Linked DNA regions of Homo sapiens: regions 2, 3 and 4 are each linked to region 1. A link is a loop called in an ENCODE intact Hi-C map of the cell type or tissue named here. Cell type or tissue: Caco-2. All regions are shown on one strand. Each heading gives the region's core, and the rest is flanking DNA. Links, peaks and the distances in the headings are about the cores only. Region 1 holds the start of LINC00862 (long intergenic non-protein coding RNA 862). Region 2 has its middle 59 kb from the start of LINC00862. Region 3 has its middle 78 kb from the start of LINC00862. Region 4 has its middle 97 kb from the start of LINC00862.

Region 1 (5,504 bases), core at 288-5,287:
TGATGAACCTATCTACGCTTTTGATCACCTCCAGCAGAGTTTGACTGTTGCGTGCAAGCAAAGAGAAAGGAGATGGCGGGGTTCAATGAGGGCTGTCGTTTTCCTAGATAGGTTTGTAGAAAAAACAGAGAGGAAGGGAGTTTAAGGGATTGGCAAAAAGGATATAGTAATAACAGACCATGGAATAAAAATTGAGTAAGAAGGAAAGTGAAAACAGCTGAAGGCTAATGAATTGGGAGAAAGCAGATGGATCAATAGACTGGAGGCCCCAATATTTCTAAGAGCAGTTGGAGTTGTTGTCATGCAAGTTGGAAGGAAAGATGCTTATCCAAAAGCTGAATGCCTGAATCAGTAATCTTGCGGCAGAGCTATTGTAGGTGATGACAAGGTCAGTCCTTTGAAGTCTATGCATATATATCTTCATTATAGGCTGACTTGCCAAGTCTTAGAATTTTTACAATATAACCTCACTGTGGATCTCATCTAAGCAGGTTTGGTAACCAAAAGCTCAAGAGCGTGAGATTGAGACCCCAGAGAGCTCATAGCCTGTCACAAACCAGCTGTGTAACCACGGACCTTGAGGAAATGAACCTTATGGTCCCTTCCGTCTCTAATCTGTGACTCCATAGCCCCATTATAATATAGCCTTTTCCCAAACACTGACCTTCAACATAGACCCTGGGGGATTTTTCTATTAAAAATTTGCAACTCTGCACATTTTTATCTGCTGATGCCTCTTGGAATATTAAATGCTTAGAAAGCTGTCGTCGGGATCACATTCTGGAATCTTGACCATGTAGTCATCTGAGTGGGTGTGACAGGAAGTATACACCAGCAGCATTTGTGTCTGAGTGTCCTTCAGACACTGGGATGGCTGCACCTTTACCCGTCCTCTCCAACTCTCTCCACCTAGAAAGTATTCTTTTCTCTTAATTTTGTTAGAGTTATATAGGAATGCTCCTTCAGCAGAAATGACAGAGGCTGTTGCTCTCAGAATCAAATGCAATAATGTGACCTGTAAATTCCTGTGAATATTTGGATATTTTAGCGATATTTGTTTATTCAGAAGAGATTCTGGATGCAGAACTCTCCTCCTCTCTGTTCTCTAACCCTGCTTTCCACCATCATTCTTCTCTCTCTAGGGCACAGAGAGAATTAAGAACAACCTAAGGTAAATTTTTAACAAGATGGTCTAGCTTGAGCTCTGTAGGCTTGACTGATGAAATAAGTAGTAGTTTTTTGCTAAAATAACCACATTGTTTGCAAAAGTTTTCTCCTTTGAGTTTTCTAGGGTCATTACAATGATCTAACTGCCTTACCTGCTTTTGAACTGGTTGAGCCTCTTGTGGGACCGAAAACAAAAGAAGGGTGTTGAAATGCAAATAGATAACTCTGGGTCCCAGTCCCTGACTGCAAAAGGAAGCCAAAACTGACAACAACGTCTCCTTCTCTACGGAGGTTTGTAGAAAGGCTGTACAAAAATCTCACAAGATGTATTTCTTCTCGTGGACTGGAGTCCCAAGGTAGGTAAGAAAAACAAAAACAAGATAAAAACAAACAAAGGATTCCGTACTTGGAATTTGCTCAGTACCAGTTGAATAGCTAATTGTTTCTTGTGTTCTTCCCCTCCCCCCTTTTTTTCTGCCTGAATAGATAATCCTTACAAAACATCTATTCATTCTACAAGTGAAAATTTCAAGAATATTCTATACTGACCTTGGCAAGAGTAATGGACCGAGATTGAGTGATGAATTTGTGTGTGTTGTGGCTGATGTGCATTTTGGTGCTTTGTATGCAAGTTTAAGAATATCTTAGCAATAGGAAAGGAAGATTTATGGCAGTTTAATTAATGAATATAATGAAGGCTAAAACTTGTAGATAAATTTATAAGGTACACAATTATTTTTATAGCTTATTTTTAGCACAAAGGTGATTGTATTTTGTTGCTTTAAGAAAGGACCTCTTGATAATACTGGCGTGTTTTATATTTCAATGTGACCAGTTTAACTGATATGCAAACAATTATTTTTTAAGGGAAATAAAATGAGGCAGTAGTACAACTTAGCGAAGAGGACACTGTGGCAGATTCTAACGACTAGATTAAATTTGAGCTCTTATTTGGCTTTTACTACCAACTGACTGCATAACTTTGGGTCAGTTATTTGGCTCTTTTTTTTTTTTAATTTACAAAATTAGAATGAGAACTACAGATAGTGAAAATATTTGGAAAAGCTTTTTGAAGTCCCACGTGAAAGGCATCAGAAAAAAGAGTTGGGTGATTTTTTTTAATGGGAAATAATCTGATATTGTCAGTAAACCTAAATTTTTTGTATATTAATTTATTTTTTAAGCTGTTATTTAATTTCAGGTGCTTAAGAGCTCTTCAATTTGTTAATGGAAAGAAACACCATTTACACCGGATGGCTACAAAGCAACCTTATTCTGGTAAAATAATCTCTTAAATCCTTATATACACAGTCACTAACTGTTGGCTTTATAAGGTCAGTAGTAGCAAAACAGCCCTGTGGCAGTTAGAAGCTCAGCATGTCCAAGATAGCACTAACGGGGAACAAACACAAAAAACAGCAAACAGTTTAAACAGTACCATTTGATTTGAATTTAACCCAATCTTAAACAGAGGACTCTAAAAAAACAATTACCAGCAAAGTTACATTAATTAGGGAGATCATTAGGTTGTATCAATGCAGTTTAGCTATGCCTTTTAAAAAGTGAAGATGGACTAGAAGCGGTGGCTCATACCTGTAATTTCAGCACTTTGGGAGGCCAAGGTGGGAGGATCCCTTGAACTCAGGACTTTGAGACCAACTTGGGCAACAAAGTGAGACCATCATGTCTACAAAATTTTAAAAATTAGCTGGGTGTGGTGGGGTATGCCTGTGGTCCCAACTATTTGGAAGGCTGAAGCAGGAGGATCGCTTGAGCCCAGGAGGTCAAGGCTGCAGTAAGCCATGATTGTGCTACTGCACTCCAACCTGGGCAACTGAGTGAGACCCTGTCTCAAAAAAAAGAAAAAGATTGAACTTGCAGGCCAACATTTATTTCTGACTATTGACTACTTTTGAAAGAGAAAGCTTTGGACACTAACATTCTAGTCTCAGAGGCCTCAAAGAAGCACAGCCCTGTAAAGAAGAAAATTCTGCTGGGATTAGCAAGAGCCTCAAGGTTTTGGGAACTTGGAATGCCAGGCTCAGTGTTCCGAGTTCCAATGTTGACTCTGCCTGTGAGTCACCCTGAACTAGTCACTCAGTCTCTTGTGTTTCCCCCTTTAGAGAAGAGCTAAGACTATTGACTTTTCAGGAGTTGCAAAACATGTTACAAAAGGATAGGAAAGTACTATGCAAACATGTAAATATCATGAAATATTGGGGGGGTACATTTTAATAAAGATAAGCTGCATTCTTCTGATAATTGGAAGTTGATAATCTTTATGTAAAGACAGGGAGATTGATTTCAAAATAGAGGTTAATGCTTGAAATTTTAATTCGAACAGTGTAAATTTGGATCATTGTTTGCTCTGTTAGTCGATGTTGCTTACTGAAAGGAAACTCTTAACAAGTTGTCTTACTAGAATGGCTTATTTTCAGAGTCAGACCCCCAGGCTTTCTAGAAATGTGTATTAAAATTTAGTAACCTCACTTTCAATTGTTGAGTATAGGACACTGTGGTTGGGTTTCTATATATGTTGTAAACAAGCCAAATACACAAAGTGAACTCTCTATGGACCTTAAAAAAGTCTTAAAAATTTTTTTTTGAGGATATTGAATGAGGCACCTATTTTATTCCTTACTTTTGCAGGATAGCTTGTCAGTGCCAGCTTGGGTTTTTGAATTCTGACTTTTTGCTGGCCATGATTTGGCTGTCTCATTAATAAGACAAACCTTTCTAAAGTGGAGCTCATTGTTTTTTAGTTCTTTTAATGGTGTGGCTAGCCTCTCATTGTTAAAGAAAAGAAAGAATATAATTTTTATTCTTCGTTCTTTCTGGCAACTTTATACCCTCTACTAACCCACCCAGTCCTGAAATCCTGTTAGTTTTTCCATCTGTGACTAGCATCTCTCTTCTGATTCCCAGTAAACGCTACTATATTCCCATCATTCAAAATTAACAACTGTTATTATTTTTGTCATATCTTCTTCAATTTTTTTAAAGAAATAAAACAAAACATTGATGATAAAATCAAGTTGCCTTTGAATATTAATTCCAAGTCCATTTCCTCCTTCTGTCCTCACTTCCCAGAGCCCATGTTCAGTTTGTATACTTTTTAATATTTTATATATATTTGTATGTACCCATAGTTAATATGTAGTATTGTTTTATGGATTTAAATATACATAAATGTTTTCTTTTTTAGAGAGAGAGGATCTCATTCTGTCACCCAGGCTGGAGTGCATGATCATAGCTCACTGCAGCCTCGACCTCCTGGGCTCAAGTGATCCTCCTGCTCCAGCCTCTCAAGTAGCTAGGACTACAGGTTTGTGCCACTATGCTTGGCTAATTTTTTTTTTTTTTTTGTAGAGATGGGATCTTACAATGTTGCCTGGTCTCAAACTCCTGGCCTCAAGAGATCCTCCCGCCTCTGCTTCCCAAAATGCTAGGATTACAAGTATGAACCACCATGCCCAGCCAACTGTTATATGATTTGTTTACTTTCTCTGAGCATTGTTTTTAAGGTCTAGCCATGTTTTTGTACAGACACACACACACGTGCACACACACACACACCCATCTATATATATATATTCATTATTTTTAATTGCTGTCTAGCATTTCTTTTCTTTCTTTTTCTTTTTTTTTTTTTTGAGAAAGACTCTCGCTCTGTCACCCAGACTGGAGTGCAGTGGCACGATCTCAGCTCACTGCAACCTCTGCCTCCCGGGTTCAAGCAATTCTTCTGCCTCAGCCTCCCAAGTAGCTGGGACTACAGGCGCCTGCCACCAAGCCCGGCTAATTTTTGTATTTTTAGTAGAGACGGGGTTTCAACATATTGGCCAGTCTGGTCTCAAACTCCCGACCTCAGGTGATCTGCCCGCCTTGGCCTCCCAAAGTGCTGGGATTATAGGCATGAGCCACCACACCCGGCTATTTGCTGTCTAGCATTTCATGGCATAAATAATACCACATTTTATCAGTCCATTTATTAGTGAATATATGATTGTTTATATTTTTTTCACTAATATATAGGCAATAGTTTCTTAGTCTTGATTCCTAGATGCAGGATTGCTACATTTTGAATATGCACAATTTAACTTTTAAGAGATATTACCAAATTGATTTTCAACTGTTGGAAAACTGTTTCCCCAGATACTTTCCAACACTTGTCAGACTTCTTAATCTTTGCCAATTTTAGGGGTAACAAATGGTTTTCCCTGGGCTTTCTAGCTTTATTTCAGTTCATCCTATTCATAGTTGCTGGCCTAATCCTTTCTAAGGACAGCACTGCTCAGGGCCTTGCCTGGTCAAACACTCTCAGAAGCTCTGCACTA
Region 2 (5,504 bases), core at 285-5,284, 58 kb after region 1:
GAGGTAGCACTGGAAATTGATCAAAACACCATATATATATTACAACCTATTTGATACATTTGATAGATGAGTTTTAAACACAAAAATCTTTTGGTTGAAATGCATCTCTTAACGGGATGAATTGGGGAGGGAATTTCAGGGACCTGGTACATAGGCTTTGGGTGAAGTGGAGGTTTATATTTTCTCAGGTGGATCAATTTTAGAAAAAGATTTTGAAATGCATTTCCTTAAAACTATTTGTGCCCACGTACCCTCTGGAAAGTCTTCGTGTACCCACAGAGATACTCACATATCAGCCTGATTTGGCTCTCTTTGGTTTCTGAGTAACTTAGCAACGCTTTTCTTTTAATGATTCAGACAGTTTTGCATGCAGCTAATGCATGTTAAAGAAAGCTAAGCCAGTGTATATTATAAATACTTTATAAGTCAAGCAAGTAGAATTTCTCACAGGAGTCATAATTACAGTGGAGGCGGCATACCATTGTAGTGAGAGTTCTGGAGTCAGGCACAGTATTTGTTCCTGTTCTTCATCACTACTGGCTCTTTGACTTGGGGCAAATGATTACCTGCTCTGGTCTGTAGCTTTCTCACCTATGATAAACAGGGGTCAATAATAGATTCCTCAACTGGTTATTGTAAGATTCAAATGAGTCATGCATACAAAGCACTTAGTACAGTGAGTGCCCAACATATCCTAAGCACTCAATAAATACTAGCTGTTGTTATCTTTAGACATTATAGGGTTTATCTCAAGGGATGGGCACTAGAAAAGCAATGGAATAGGCATTTCAGTCCTTTTTCTTATATCATGGCTCTTTTTTGCACAATTTACTGTACCCAACTTCCCTGATGTTATGGACAGCAGTGGGTCTTTGATATTCCCATTGATCATGAGCTCTGGAAGCCCAAGGCTGTAAGGCTGCTGCAAGGCACCTGCTCCCAACAGCAATGTGCTCTCATTTTCTGGTCAGCCTCACAAGGACAAACGTAAACTCTTGAACACCTGGGAGAGTGAGCCTCTGAATGCCTGAAGTTATTTTTAATATTCTCAGAATGCTGTCTGGGAGTTGCATGATGTAGATGAACGGCACTCATTTGAGGTCTCCTATAGGGTCACTTGGACAAAACATGTAAAGGCATGACTTCAAGTAACTGGACCAAAGTACCTTAATCCTTGTATCGACAACCATCCTATTGGGTTACACAGTTTTAATCCCAGAGGAGTTGTCTCTTGACATTAAACTGTCCAAACAGTATTTATATCTGCGGCTGCCCTGCAAGATCACTTAACCCTGCACAGCCGTTTAAAAGTAGTTAATGACAGAACCGGCATGACTTGCCCCTTATGAATGATCACATAAGTTCGACCTGTGCTGTCATGGTTTATGGAGGAGGCAGTTTGTCCATAGCCTGCTTCAACCACAGCAGGTAATTTGAAATGAAATGAGACAGTTTCTACAAGCAGATTGATTTGGGAATCTTGCCTGTTCTTCCCTTTGACCCTTGACAAGTTGACACTACAAAGATTGTGACTTTAAAAAATGATTGGGTGCAAATACATTTAGGTAGATGATTTACTGTGTGCTGAAGCAAGGACAGTGCGTTTAGAGCGATGCTGTGAGGGAAGGTAATTGTAAACTTTAACAACTCATGTTTTATGTTTCTGTATCTTATTAATTATCCTACTAGGTGAATCCACTGATAATCCTTGATCAAGTAGTTTATATTCCTGGTAAGAGACCAGAGACCCAATTTCAGGATTAAGAGATATAGCATTTATGATAAACTTATTAAAAGTTACAGATTCAGTTAGTTATTTTGGCCGTAAATCACAGCTTGTATATAAGGATAAGAAGTCGCGATCTCTTTCATGGATTCTGTTCTTTTTCTTTTTCTTTTTCTTTTGGTTTTCCTAAATATAGTTGAACATATACAGGAGAAAAACATTGTGATTAAAAAGATAATCAGCTTGATTTTTGATAACCAAAGAGTTACCAGGGATATCTGAAAAAAAAAGAAATTCCCAACTATGAATTCACACATGTTATTTTCTAATTTAGATTTTCACACCAAATAATATGTAATAAGTAAACACGTATTTTCCATATTATTTCTATTCTATTCTTCTGGTGCAGTTTTTCTTAGAAGTGAGGTTTTGTCATGAATTGGTGCTACCATAAGTAGAATTTTAAAATTGACTGTCTTCCAAAACAAAAATAAAAAAGACAGTAAGGTAATTTTTAAAAAACTGTTTCCTTAGTTCACAGTGATATAATATTTATGCTGAGATTGTTTTAAATGAACTCTGTGATAGAATTGTTGATTTATTAATATTTGGATTTGGGTTGATGTTCCTTTTACATTTGCTGTAGGAAATACCCACGACATGAGGTTTGTAAGCTTTTGTGTTTTTCTCTATTCTAACCACTCTGCTTGAAATATAATTTGAAGATGCTAGTAAAAAATATAACAAATTCCCTATTGGTCTCCGTTTAAATTATTTACTACCCTTTTGAGCCATATCTTCATTGAACTATGTTAAAAGTATTTTGCTGTAATGTTTCTTTATGTTGTCCATCGGGTTTAATAGACGTGCCATTTAATAAGCTCTCTACCTGTAAGGCTAGACTATTTGACCTCTATGCCCTGCCACTGGTAGACATAGTATAAGATTGCTTTGTGAAATAAAGCTGTCGGTAACATCACCAAAATAAAAAATGATCGTATTCCAATACTCTCTGCTGAGTACTATGACAGCACTGAAATATGGAATAAAATTGAAAGTAGATTAGTTTTGGGTTTTAAGTCATGTTTTGACAAGAAATAAGAGAGGAGAACATATCTTTGAACTTTTAGTTTTAAAGTTTTTTAATGAAAATATTTATCATTTTGTAAGGTTCCTTCTTTCTTTATCACATCTAGGCTGTATAACCTTAAAACAATTCGTTCTCTTATTGTGAGGGATATAAATACTCTTCTATCTTTATATTAAATATCATAAAGGAGACACGCACAGTGAGAGACGGCTTGACACTTACAAGTTAAAAATTGTCACACTAATAAAAAAGCTTATTGAAGAGGTTGGAAAATCAGTCATTAATAAGCTATATATTTTTAGGGTATGTAAAGCATGTAAATACTGTAGACAAGCAGGCTGCTTTTGCTGTATTTTTTGCTCACTTTTTGGAATGGTTTGAATCTGAAGAGGAAGAATAAATATGTCAGAGTGGAGAAAGCCTTGCTGGTGATTGCTTTCAACCTAAAGGAATTTGAAAATTGCTGCGACGTGCAGATTGTGAAATTATTTCTTTTGCCTCTGTGGTTACATATTAATCAGCTGAAATCATGACAAATAAATGGCATTGATGGCCCACAGGGAGTGTGGGTTGAGTACAGTAACCCTTCCCTCCAGGAGTTTGCAAACATCCTATGTCACCAAATGGGAGATTGTGGAGCTCTTAAAAATGCAGTGCCTTCTTCCCTTCATTGCATATGCGGAGTGATTACACAGGGGGCAGGTTAAACCACACTCCTTGTTCATCTCAGAATGAACTTTTCTTTCTTCATATTCTTTCCCTTTAAAACACAGGATACAAATTCTCTGCACAGGTCACTGGGCTGCCCTTGCTTTCTCCAGTGTGTTCAGGGGCCCTCAGCCCATAGGGGCAAAGCTCACTGACGGGAGCCTTCTAACCCTGGTGTCATTTTAAAAAATTGAAATTGACCCCCCACCCCGCTCTCCACCAATAAATGTGAATTACATGATAGCATGGGGCTATAACTTTGGTCAGACCCTTATGAAATGCTGTTTTTAGTCATGAAAAGAGCCATTGTCTTAATCTTAAATTTTTCATATTAAGAAATTTAAAAAATAAATGGAAAAAAGCAAAGGTTGTATTGGCTAAAGTTTCTGGAAAAAAATTTTCTTACAAGATTTCAAACAATCTCTCCTATGATATTTTAAAATGTACAAAGGGAAAAAAATTAAAAATTAGAGGAATATTAAATATAGCTATGTTTCTTAGCTGAAGTGTATACCAAAAGTGTGATGGAGGTCCTGTAATATCACCCCTTAATTTGTTCCGTTACATGGTTTTAACCTTGACTTTGCTAAATAATCTCTTTAAACAGGACAATGAATTACTGTGGTCATTAGGTTGGTGTCATTTGTCATGATCGGTGTAGGCTTGACTCCTGAATATAGAAGGTTGTTAAATAACTATATAATTATCAATGATCCAGGCCAAATTTACATGTGTGTTTTATTCATGTTTTTTTTTTTTTTTTGGTCAAGTGTCAAGCTCCAGGAAGGGCCCTGAACATCTCGAGAGGGTGAAAGAGTGTGCTACAGACTTTTAGAGGACTGGGGGTGGCCATGTCCTAAGAAACACGTTCTTGGCCAGTGGAGATTTCTGAGAAGAGATCAAGGCTAGGCAAGGAAGGGAGTGTGCATAAGGGTAGGGAAAGGTAGCAGAATTGGAGGTGAGATAAAATTTTGGCATTTGAGAAGAGAAGAGAGAAGGGAAGTATTGGTAGAAAATTAACAGTAATTATAACACAGGGAAGGGACTTGGAAGGCATTCCATTTTGAAGTAGGTGAGGGGATAGAGTTTTCACAGTGGCATTCTGTATGTCAGCCTGGGGTTCAAGAACCAGGTCTGCCAGATCATAGCTGTGATACTTTTGGCAAACCTTCTTAGTGTCAGAGTTTTAATTTGTAAAATGGAGATAAAACTGAGGTGGCTTCCCTGGAAGTGAATTCAATAAACTACTTGAAAGTGCCTAGCATGGTTGCCAACACACAGCAACTATCCAATCAGTACTGGTGGCCTTTTCTCCCCTCTTCATTCTGAAATGAGGATGTCAACCTCTTCCTTCTTTCAGATTTTATGAACCTGAAGATGTCCATTCTATTCTTGTGAAAGGGAGTATTCTAGAAGTTTTTTTCACCTTCACTAAACCAAAAATTCTTATTCTAGTTTCAATTACTCCAGTTATTTGGTTTAAGAAATCCAGACTAGAACCTAGTGTCAATGAATTTTAGAGATAATTTGCATTGTGGTTTTGTAATTAACATTGATTAATATTACAAGAGAATATGGGAGATGAGATGAATAAGTTTCTCACTTGGGCTCTTGTTTATTTATTCATTTATCTATTTGTTTATGCATTTGGTCATTCTCGAAAGATTCAATTTGATAGAAAAAGAAGGTTTCCTGAAGCAATATGTTGCAATAAGATCTTTGCTCTCAAGTAATTTAAAATCTAGTAAAGAAGAAAAAGATGCCTACAAAAAGTTTAAGCCTGGTGGCAAAGGAAAAAGAATATGGTCAGGAGGGTTATGCAGAAACATTGAAGTGACCATTGAGAAGTTGCCATCTTTGAGACGCAGGATGGAGGTGAGCGTTCTGTGATAGGAATGAGGACCAGGAGAGCTGTGAAGGATGTTCCAATTATTGTGGGGAGCACTGTCCTGAGAGGCACCCTCCAGGGCAAGAGTGCCA
Region 3 (5,504 bases), core at 187-5,186, 77 kb after region 1:
CCCAAGAGTTTGAGGCTGCGGTGAGCCCTGATCATGTTATCGCACTGCAGCCTAGGCGACAGAGCAAGACCTCGTTTCAAAAAAAAAACAAAAAAAAAACACCCAAACCCCACAAAACCCAAAAACAACACACACACACACACACACACACACACACATATTATGGAGCACCCTACATGTACATGTACCAGATACTGTGCTAGACACAAGTGAATCTGCTCTGATTAAAATCAATCCCAGTGTCATAGAACTTTAAGTTGGAAAAACACACAGTTAAGTAAATAATTAAGCAAATCATTCCAGGTGTGCCAAGTGCTGTGCAGGCAAAGTACAGAGTGCTATGGGAGCAAGTAGTAGGGACCACACCTGTTCTTATGAGAGAGTGGCCAGGGCCAGCTTTGACAGACAAGATGGACAAGGTGGACAGATAGGAGTTAGCCAGGTAAAGAGAGAGGATGAGTTAGCAGAGGAAGTCGAGTGTATGGCAGTTGAGATGTATGAAGAACTCAGGAGGGGGTCAGATATGGTTGCAGGTGAGATATTGCCTGAGAAGCTGCTGAGAGATGAGACGACAGAAGTCAGATCAATCATGGTCTTACAGGCTCTCTTGAGGAGTTAGATCTTCATGCCAAGAGCAATTGGAAGCCACTGAAGACTTTGAAACCAACAATGACCAGATTCATATTGTATGATAAGATTTGTATTATAAAAATTGTGATTTTGGCAGTGGAATGGAGAATGGGTTGGAAGGGGTCACGAGTAAAGGAGACTAGTTAGCAGCCCATGGTTGCTGAGGTCCAGGTGAGATATGAAGGGGGCCTGGACCAGGGTGGTGACACTGGATGAGGAAGACTTAAGAGTCAAGATATACCATATTACCTTGATCCTGAAATGTAAGTATGTTTCATGTTTTTATCTCTAAAATGGGGATAAGGCTTAGAATTGGTGATACTGATTCTTTCTTAGAGATACGAGTGACAATGGTGCATCTAACAATCCGTGGCCTGTTGTTAGATGAAATTTGGTGTTTGGGAGACAAAAGCTGCAGGACTTGCTGGTGTCATTGAGCTCAATGGGTCGGGGGCTTGAGCAGCTGAATGAATGGTAGAACTGCAGGTTCTGACAGAGAAAAGGCTTTATGGGAACAGTTTTAGTCTTTAGCCCTAAAAAAAAAAAACAAAAAAAAAAAACAAAAAAACATGGCAGGCCGGGTGCAGTGGCTCATGCCTGTAATCCCAGCACTTCAGGAGGCCGAGGCAGGCGGATCACGAGGTCAGGAGATCGAGACCATCCTGGCTAACACGGTGAAACCCCGTCTCTACTAAAAATACAAAAAAATTAGCCAGGCGTGGTGGCACACATCTGTAGTCCCAGCTACTTGGGAGGCTGAGGCAGGAGAATCACTTGAACCCAGGAGGTGGAGGTTGCGGTGAGCCGAGACTGCACCACTGCACTCCAGCCTGGGTGACAGAGCGAGACTCCATCTCAAAAAACAGAAACAAAAACAAAAACAAAAAAACCATGGCAAAGGCCAAACTAGAAAAGTTATTAGTTAATATGTGCCAGAAGTTGAGTTACCATTTTTTTTTTTAAGAGGTGGGGTCTCACTATGCTTCCCAGGCTGGTCTCAAACTCCTGGGCTCAAGCAACCCTCTTGCCTCAGCTGAGGCTACAGGCTCATGCCCCTGCTCTCAGCTTGAGTTGCCAATTTTAAAGGTTGTGAAATAGGATATCTAGGTTTTAATTGTTGATATTAATTGTTGATACTAAACTGTTGTGTTCGTTTTATGAAATACTGTTTTGTTAATTGCTGAAATTAAACTGGCTTTAGGGACAAATGAACCATCTCCCAGTTTGATCTCTTGGTCCTTGGTCGGCAGAGCTCACCCTTTTAAGGTGGCATATTTACATTCCCTGCCATCTTTTAGCATCCCTTTAGCTTCAATTTTCCTGTCTCTTGAGGACAGAATAGCTTTAAATTGTAAATGACTGACTTCATGGTGATACTAAATATTTGTTGTGCTGGTGTCTTCATGGCTCAAATGTTCTGGAATGTTCTTTTTTTCTTTTTTTAAGATACCGGGTCTCACTATGTTGTCCAGCTGGTCTCTGAACTTCTGGGCTCAAAGCATCCTCCATCCTCAGCCTCTCGAGTAGCTGAGTTTATAGGTAGGGGAGCCACCTCACCTGGAGTCCTATTTTTTACTGCCTCTTGACAAAGCAACCAAGTTTGACACAGTGTTTATTAGGCAAAGGAGTCATTCATGGTGGGTAAATATTTATTTTTCTTCCAGCTTACCCAATGTGGAGGATATTTTTAGCTCAAGGCCTGTAGGGAATGGTTATTAGTAGCAGGAGTAGGGAGGTTTGAAATTCCAAAGGTTCTGTCCTGGACTTGCCTATGGCAAAATTTAAAACATTGCTGTCTGCTATGGACTGAATGTTTGTGTCCTCTCAAAATGCACATGTGGAAATCTTAATTCCCAATGTGGTAGTATTTGAGGTCAGGCCTTTGGGAGATAACTAGGTCATAAGGGAGGGAGGCCTCATGAATGGGATTAGTGTTCATATAAGAAGAGACAGAGAGAGATGATTTCTCTTTCCTCCATGTGAGGATGCAGGAAGAAGCTGTCTATAAACCAGGAGGAGGTCTTTCACCAAGAACTCAACCGTGCTGGCATTCTGATCTCAAACTTCCAGCCTCCAGAACTAGGATAAATACATTTTTGTTTAAACCACTCAGTCTGTGGTATTTGTTATCACAGCCCAAACTAAGGGCACCATCTAACATATTCTCTTCATCTTGCAAATACAAAGATTATTATAAAATGCTTTTAGGCTGGGCATGGTGGCTCATGCCTGTAATCCCAGCACTTTGGGAGGCTGAGGCTGGAGGATCAACTGAGGTCAGGAGTTCAAGGCCAGCCTGGCCAACATGGTGAAACCCAGTCTCTTCTAAAAATACAAAAATTAGCTGGGTGTGGTGGCATACACCTGTAGACCCAGGTACTCGGGAGGCTGAGGCAGGAGAATCTCTTGAACCTGGGAGGTGGAGGTTGCAGTGAGCCGAGATTGGGCCACTGCACTCCAGTCTGGGCGACAGAGTGAAACTCTGTCCCAAGGAAAAATAAATAAATAAATAAATAAATAAAAAGCATTTAATTTTTTTATTGCTTAGTTAATAATAAACATGAATCACCAGCAATGAGATAAGTATTCTCAAGAAACAGCTAGTGTTTTAGATGTCTTATACTGTACCTCTGTCCAAATAATTCTAATTTAGTGGTCAAATTATTACATTTTTAATGTTGTTATTTTGAAGATTATTTTATTTACTTATTTATGTAATTTCAACTTTTATATTAGATTCAGGGAGTACATGTGCAGGCTTGTTCCATGGGTATATTATGTGGTGCTGAGGTTTGAAGTATGGATCCTCTCACCCAGGCAGTGAGCATAGGGCCCCATAGGTGGCTTTTCAACCCATACCCTTCCACCCCTCCCGCCTCTAGTAGTCTGCAGTGTCTATTGTTCACATCTTTATGTCCATGTGTACTCAATGTTCAGCTCCCACTTAGAAGTGAGAACACGTGGTACTTGATTTTTTGTTCCCACATTAATTCCCTTAGGATAATGGCCTCCAGCTCCATCCATGTTGCTGCAAAGCACATGATTTTGTTTTTTTATGGCTGCGTAGTATTTCATGGTGTATATGTACATTTTCTTTATCCAATCCACCATGGATGGGCACCTAGGTCTTCACTGTTGTGGATACTGTTGTGATGAGCATGCAAGTACATGTGTCTTTTTGGCAGAATGATTTATTTTCCTTTGGGTATATACCCAGAAATGCGATTGCTGGGTTGAATGGCAGCTCTATTTTAAGTTCTTCGAGAAATCTCCAAACTGCTTTCCAGAATAACTGAACTAAGCATTTTAAACAGTTTCTAAGTGTTTTCCTTTGCTGTGGAATTGGTCTTACGACAGAGCCGAGGAGGGGGGAAACTGATAACTACTATGGGCATCCTTGAAAGCAGATTCTTAAGATCTGTGACTTCTGTTTTGGGGGATCATTAGAGGATGCCCTTACACAGCCACTTACTTTTGGGAATTGGAACTTTGGAATTGCTGCTGCACGTTTCCTGGTCTTGTCTTGTTCAGGAGGTGAAGGAGTCCATGGAATAGAATAGAGCAAAGGGAGCTAAGCTTGGAAGAAATGGTTCAACTTCCTGCACTTCAACTGCACAGGATGAAGAGGTTTCATTTGTCTCACTTGGCTGGAAGTACAGGAAGTGGTGCCTGACAACTCATCCAGGTCTACAGTTGGAGCTCTCTGGCAACCAGAGTACAGAAACCAGATATATTGACAGGTAAAACAGTATGAGCTCCTGATCATGGTAAAAGCTTGGGATATGCCTGCTTCTGATATGGCTCTTTTGCCTACAGCCATCAATAATAATTTAGCAAATCTTGTCTCTGTTTATACTCATACGAGTATATGTTATTGAGGGGAACAAGCAAGATTAATTTATTTCGAATGCGAGAAGTCATTTTATGAGTTAGATAATAATGTGGACCTCATGAAACAAAATGATCAGTTCCTAGATGCCCTGGAGAGGATTACAGCACGGCACTGCATGTCACTCTTTTTATCTATAGCTTTAAAGCAGAATATTATTGCACTAGCAGTTTTCGTATGCTGAGATATGCAGAATGCCAAGGGAACAAGCACCAACCCCGTGAGTTCTGCTCTGGCACCTGCTTTTAGGATCTAGAAGAATAAGAGCTATTGGCCTACAGGACATTATCAAGCTTTCCAATTGTGAATGTTAATAATAATAAACATCTTACATTTTTATTGGGTGATTAAAAAATGTGTAAGTACTTGAATACCAAGTCTGTATCTTGGTGGTTTCTTGAGAATACTTATCTCATTGTTGGTGATTCACGTTTATTATTAACTAAGCAATAAAAAAAGCTTTTTATAATAATGAATAAGTTACTTTAAATGAATATATAAAAGGCGTTGATGTTTTCACTATGCAAAAAATTATGGCTTGGCGTGGTAAACTGGTGAGGAAACATGGTCCCAGGACAAATGAAATTAGGCTGCCAGGAGTTCCATGCTATTTCTGCTGAAGGTTTTTGATGACTCTCTTCAAAATGATCCTCTCATTAACACTGGTCTAGCCTCTAGTTCCATCAATCAAAAAACAGTTGCTGAGCCCCTTCGGTGGAAAAATAAAACCTTTTCTAGTGCAGGAAGGCATGCAAAAGGAAATCATGTAAATGGGACTATGGTCCCTGTTTAAAACCTAAAATGGGGCAACAGGGCCTCTGCTATAAATATGGTACCTTTGGGTGATGCTGAAAAAGGTGCTGCCCGCTTTGGGTACATATAGCCTTTCAGGCTTGGGTTTAATGGACAGGCTTACACTGTGCTAATTAGGAATATGAGCACTTTGCATTGACTAAGCTCGCATCAGGTCACACAATGGGTTGCA
Region 4 (5,504 bases), core at 370-5,369, 96 kb after region 1:
ATCCTTCAAGGCCCAGATCAAATGGGAGGTCTTCCTCATCTGTGAGGTCTTCCTTATCTCCCCCAGGCAGAATCAATTCTGTATTTATTTTTATTGTACAGCTTGTATACCTCTGTCCCTGTTGTATGGTGTGTTGTACTTGCCTTTTCCTATAGGGGCTGTGTCCCCACCCAAATTTCATCTTTATTTACTTATTTATTTTTGAAACGGAGCCTTACTCCGTTGCCCAGGCTGGAGTGCAGTGGCTCAATTTCGGCTCACTGCAAACTCCGTCTCTCAGGTTCAAGCAATTCTCCTGCCTCAGCTTCCTGAGTAGCTGGGATTACAGGTGTGCAACACCATGCCTGGCTAATTTTTTTGTATTATTAGTAGAGACAGGGTTTCGCCATGTTGGCTAGGCTGGTCTTGAGCTCCTGACCTCAAGTGATCTGTCCACCTTGGCCTCCCAAAGTGCTGGGATTACAGGCATGAGCTACCTCGCCCAGCCCCAAATCTCATCTGGAATTGTGGCTCCCATAATCCCCACGTGTCGTGGGAGGGACCAGGTGGAGATAATTGAATCATGGGGTAGGTTTCCCCCACCCTGTTCTCGTGATAGTTCTCAGGAGATGTGATGGTTTTATAAAGGGCTTCCCCCTTCACTGAGCACTCATTCCTTTTCCTGCCACCCTGTGAAGAGGCTCCTTCTGCCGTGATTGTAAGTTTCCTGAGGCCTCCCAGCCATGCAGAACTGTGAGTCAATTAAACCTCTTTCCTTTATAAATTACCCAGCCTTGGGTAGGTCTTTATTAGCAGTGTGAGAACGGACTAATACACTCCGTTGGTGAAATGATTTGAATTTCTTGCACCCCTCCCTCTCTCTATCTCTACTGTTTTCCTCGAGAACCCAAGCTGGTTTGGTGGCTGCTTAGTGGTGTGGAAGAGGACCGGGCAGCTAACCTTGCCTCTTATTGTGCCTTTGAAACTGAGTGTCACGAGTGACGACCCAGCAACCCGAGCTGGTTAGGTGCTGGGTCTCAGTTCACTTTAAAATTTCTAAATGCATCAAGCCTCGGTTTTGCTTCTGGATTCCGGGGCAAAAAATTATGCAAACAGTTAATATCCTTGATTTATCATTTCATCTTCCTCTTTTGTGCTTTACCCATGGCCTGGCATACATGCCCAGTAACTGCTGCTGGCTGGATTATGATGGTTTCTAGATCCTTCCACACAACTGACCACAGCAGGTTACCACGGCAGGTCCCTTGTATTTAGAAAGAGAAAGTCCAGTGCCAAACAAGAACCCTGTGACAGTCCCAGGACGCTGGGCAGAAATCTGTTGTTGTTCCAGAGCATTCATTTCACCCTCCTTCCATGCGCAGCAACATCATTAATGATCTGACCGCATTTCACGTGGCTTCCTGAGGCCTTTCCTTTGCGAGCGAGGCCTGGCCTCTTCCCCGAATCAGGAAAACTCTGAATTTAACCTATAATCATGCTGTTCTTGGTAACACCAGCGTCTTCCCACAAAAGCTCTAGAAATTGGTTAGACTTTCCAAGCTTTTTGGAAGATTAAGTCCATTAATTTTCATTGAGAAGAATATCAATTTTCAGTGTTTTCAGAATCCTTGGATGAAATTTTAGATCGACAATCTTGTGATACTCATGTACTTTCCCTACCCATCCCCCATGCCCCTTAGGAGACCTTTTCTAAAAAGTGAGACATTAGTTTGGGTTGCAGTTCACAAGGAGTAGTGGGAAGGGCCAAGAAGACTTGGCTTTGAATCCCAGTCCCACCATGAGTACGAGGAATGCATTTAATCTACCTGGCCCTTCGTTTCCTTATCTGGTCAGTGAGTAAACTATTGCCTCCAAAGTTTACATTGAGAATCAAATAAGATTTTTGTAAGGTGCTTGACACAGATTTTCAACAAATGCAAGTCCCCTCATTCCTGTGATCTCCTTTTTCTTGTGCCCTGTTTGCTCATAACAGTTTTCCAAAATCGAGTCTATTGAGAGTTTGAAAAAGCAGGAATTACGTGTTTTCTATTTGATGCTTTATATTTATTTATTTATTTATTTATTTATAGAGATAGGGGTCTTCTGTGTTGTTCGGGCTGGCCTCAAACTCCTGGGCTGAAGTGACCCTCCTGCCTCAACCCCTGTAGTAGGTGGGACTACAGGTGTGAGCCACCCCACCTGGCTTGGTGCTTTATTTTTAAGCACGTTAACCTTTCAGTAGTATTTAAAAAGCACCTTACCCACTGTGCTGCTATTATATACAGGCATCTGGAGACTGATAGGTTAAGTGAACTGGGGGCTCACTATGGAATATTGTGCAGTGGTTAGAACCAACATATTAGGTCTGCAAATTATAACATGGATAGATATTAAAAGCATAGTACATAGTGAAGAAATAAAAAATACAAAGTGGCATTTAACTTAATACCATTTATATAGGTAAAAAATTTATGCACCCTCCTGGAAATCTACCCTATAGATGTAAAAGCCCCAGTATTTATGGATTCACGTGCATAAATATGCAGCTTTATTTGTAGTGATAAAAAACCGTGTGCAACCTAAATGCCCGTCAGTAGAGGGATGGTTGGGTGAACTGCTGAACATCCATCTATCCCATGAATTACTAGACAGCTATTAAAAAAGAATGCCAGAGATCCGGATCTACTGCCCTGGAAGGATGATCATGACATATTCTTAGATGAGAATAGCAAGCCACAGAGCTATGGATTACGAATCCAGTTCATTAAACCAAATCTCTCTCCTCTCTCTCTCTCTCTCTCTCACTTTCTCTCTCTCTGTCTCTCTCTCTCTCTCTCTCTCTCTCTCTCTCTCTCACACACACACACATTTCTGTAACTACCAGTTTAAAGGATTGAGTGATCCTGAAGACGTGTGGAGAGATAGACCCTGCCCATGCTGTTAGCAGTGGTCACCTGCTGGGGGTGCAGGGAGATAAGAAAAAAAGTCTATCAAAGACTAAAGAAAAGAAAAGCTCATTATAGAAATGTTAAAAATCAGGACACAAATATTCTATCATGGATATTACTTACAATGCGTAAACAATGAAAACGCAGATGGACAAGGACCTGATTGTAACAGGAATAAAAGTAATACTTGGGTAAGAGGATTATGAGCAAAAGGAAAAATACATGAACACAAGACAGAGATATCCAGACAAACAAAATAAACATTAAACACCTTAGGATAGCAGCCTATGTGTGGGAGGAGAGAGGATGGGAGTGAGTAGGAAGATCAAAAGGAAATTTAAAAAATATTAAAGAGAAGGCACGTGTACAGCCCAGTGACATTGAATGGAGGTGGGAGTATGATGAACTCAACACTCTGCACCTAAGGTTAAAAAAAGTCAAATAAGAACTTTCCCCTAGAGTAGCTTATGTAAAGAACAACAATACTAGAACTTACATAGAGCAAGATGTACCCTCGACTTTAGGGTCCACTTTTCCACAGAGCGTAATTCAAGGATGACTGCGGTGAGCCACGTCCCCAGAGGTAGAGTAACTAAAATTTAGCAAGAGTCTGAGTAAGGACTAGTAAGTGTCATTATTATTCCATGCATGGGAATTCCCAGATCTGTCCTCCATGGACTCAGGCTAGCGTTACCTGTAATGATCAGCAAGAGAAGGAACGAACGTTCAGCCCATCAATGCCGTTGCTCTTGTAAACCAGACTAGATCACCCTGGGGAGAATATTAGCTATTAATTAGTTCCTTTAAATAGTGCCTTTGAACTTTTGGAATTAAAATTAATTGATGGTCTAAAGGAATGCCATGTAATTTCTATGGCATTGAGACTTTCTTCCCCTGGGATTAATCTGACTTTGTTCTTTCCCCCTCATTTTCCCAAGCTTGGATCTTTTTAACAGCCGATTGCACTTATCTTTTGAGCTTTGAACCCTGCCCCAGTGGATAAGTAATTTCATTTAGGTAAACAGTCTCCAGAAATAGATTCAAACAGTGAGCAAACAGCTTGTTTGTGATAACAGGCCCTGCCTTGCAGCCTGGTGTGTGAGGCTAACGGTCTCACGTCTGCTGATGGCGGTAGCTGACTTCCCCTCTTTGTAAACTGTCCCCCAGATGTGTTGCATTCTCTCAAGGTGGAAGGCAGGTCTTGTAAATAAACTGGGTTTCTCCAGGACTGATGCAGGGACCAGAGAGTCACATATAACGGCAGAGTGGTTTGTCCTGTCGGGAGGGTCTCACTGTCTGGTGTCGACCATCCTTGTCATGAGCCCGGGGGTTGCTCAAAGACCGAGATAACACAGTTGCCTTCCCTCTGCTGGAACGCATCCTATATATGACACTCATTATAGTTAATGGGCTGTTAGCTTTTCCATTAAGGGATTCTTCTAAGGGTTTATAACCTGGTAATAACAATAATTTGCTTCAGGCGGAAACTCCTGTAACAGGTATGAACAGCCCAACTCTTATCAATGTTGCTTGGGCTGGGGGAGTTGGGTCTGCTCCATACAGCATGCAAAAGGAAACTTGTCCAGGAACTAGAGGTTTTTCCCTTATTTATTTTCTTTTACAGTCACAATTGTAATAGCTGTATTTGGTATAAAATATTTCCAGAGAGGACGGTGTCATTGAGAGTCCTGAATGGGGCCAGCACATCTGCCATGAGAGCTCTGGGAATGTTGTGTGATTGGTGGTTGTGAGAAGCCAGATGCGGAGATCAGTCAGGAAACCCGAATGCTGATTCCAACTCCACAGTATATTAGCGTGGCTACCTGAAGAGCAGAGAGAACCCTAGCCCCCTTCTTAGCACAACTCACAAAGGCCTGAGTGGTCAGGCAGCCCACACAAAGTCCATGAAGGATCCACATTTATCCAAATACTGAAAGCTCTGGGCTTTGAAGAAGGCCATCCAGCATCCTATAGACCACAGGCAATGTTCTTGAGTGGCTTGGCCTGAGACACTTACTAACACAGGGCTAGGCTTCATGCTTGAAAAGAAGGTTACATGGTGTAATATTATGATATAATTATAATGATGTAATATTATGGTATAATAACCAAATATATACATTTGGTTTCTGCTTCTGGTTCCTGGCACATAGCTCCTAAAATCCTTGGAATCTCCAAAGTGATGTGTATTTGCATGCTGTCACGATGAACTGGTATATGTGTGTGTTTTAGGGTAGTGGTGGGGCCTGGATAGCCTCAGGATGGAAGCTGGTTGCCAGAGGAACCAACTATGTGATTAGAGGGTTGGAATTTATAGTCTTCTGTCCTCAACCCCCACCCTCGACCTCTGCCCTGAAGGAGGAGAGAGGGACTGAAGGTTGAGTTGATCACCAATGGCCAATGATGTAATCAGTCATGCCTATGTAATGAAGCTGCCATAAAAACCCAAAAGGACAGGATTCGAGAGCTTCTGGATTGCTGAACACATGGAGGTTCTTGAAGGGTGGCCCATCAGGAGGGGGCATGGAAGCTCCGTGCCCCTTCCTGGGTACCTTGCCCTGTATTACTTCATCTGGA

The links. A loop is a pair of places that touch in the nucleus more often than their neighbours do. Peaks named below come from ENCODE experiments on the same cell type or tissue, not always from the same donor. Only the 100,000 strongest peaks of a DNase experiment are listed, where the experiment ranks them.
Region 2: a loop joins it to region 1, with 7 times the contacts of the local background. A loop is called at or near these places in 6 of 110 quality-filtered maps.
Region 3: it touches region 1 in a loop (6-fold over the local background); 5 of 110 quality-filtered maps call a loop at or near these places.
Region 4: it touches region 1 in a loop (8-fold over the local background); 2 of 110 quality-filtered maps call a loop at or near these places.

What each region holds. Positions count from the first base shown.
Region 1 is chr1:200,370,034-200,375,537 of GRCh38, reverse strand. It overlaps LINC00862 (long intergenic non-protein coding RNA 862), which reads left to right and starts at 1,746. Exons shown (of 5, transcript NR_040064.1): 1 at 1,746-1,891; 2 at 2,369-2,445; 3 at 4,373-4,492. RefSeq lists enhancers at 266-1,465, 2,862-3,392. In Caco-2, for the core only: no CTCF peak of the experiment used is centred there; a DNase peak (open chromatin) is centred at 3,217.
Region 2 is chr1:200,312,408-200,317,911 of GRCh38, reverse strand. No RefSeq gene overlaps it. Among named protein-coding and RNA genes, the nearest start is that of LINC00862, 59 kb to the left of the region's middle. In Caco-2, for the core only: no CTCF peak of the experiment used is centred there; a DNase peak (open chromatin) is centred at 3,391.
Region 3 is chr1:200,293,230-200,298,733 of GRCh38, reverse strand. No RefSeq gene overlaps it. Among named protein-coding and RNA genes, the nearest start is that of LINC00862, 78 kb to the left of the region's middle. In Caco-2, for the core only: no CTCF peak of the experiment used is centred there; a DNase peak (open chromatin) is centred at 2,283.
Region 4 is chr1:200,274,097-200,279,600 of GRCh38, reverse strand. No RefSeq gene overlaps it. Among named protein-coding and RNA genes, the nearest start is that of LINC00862, 97 kb to the left of the region's middle. In Caco-2, for the core only: a CTCF peak has its summit at 2,915; DNase peaks (open chromatin) are centred at 4,010 and 5,270.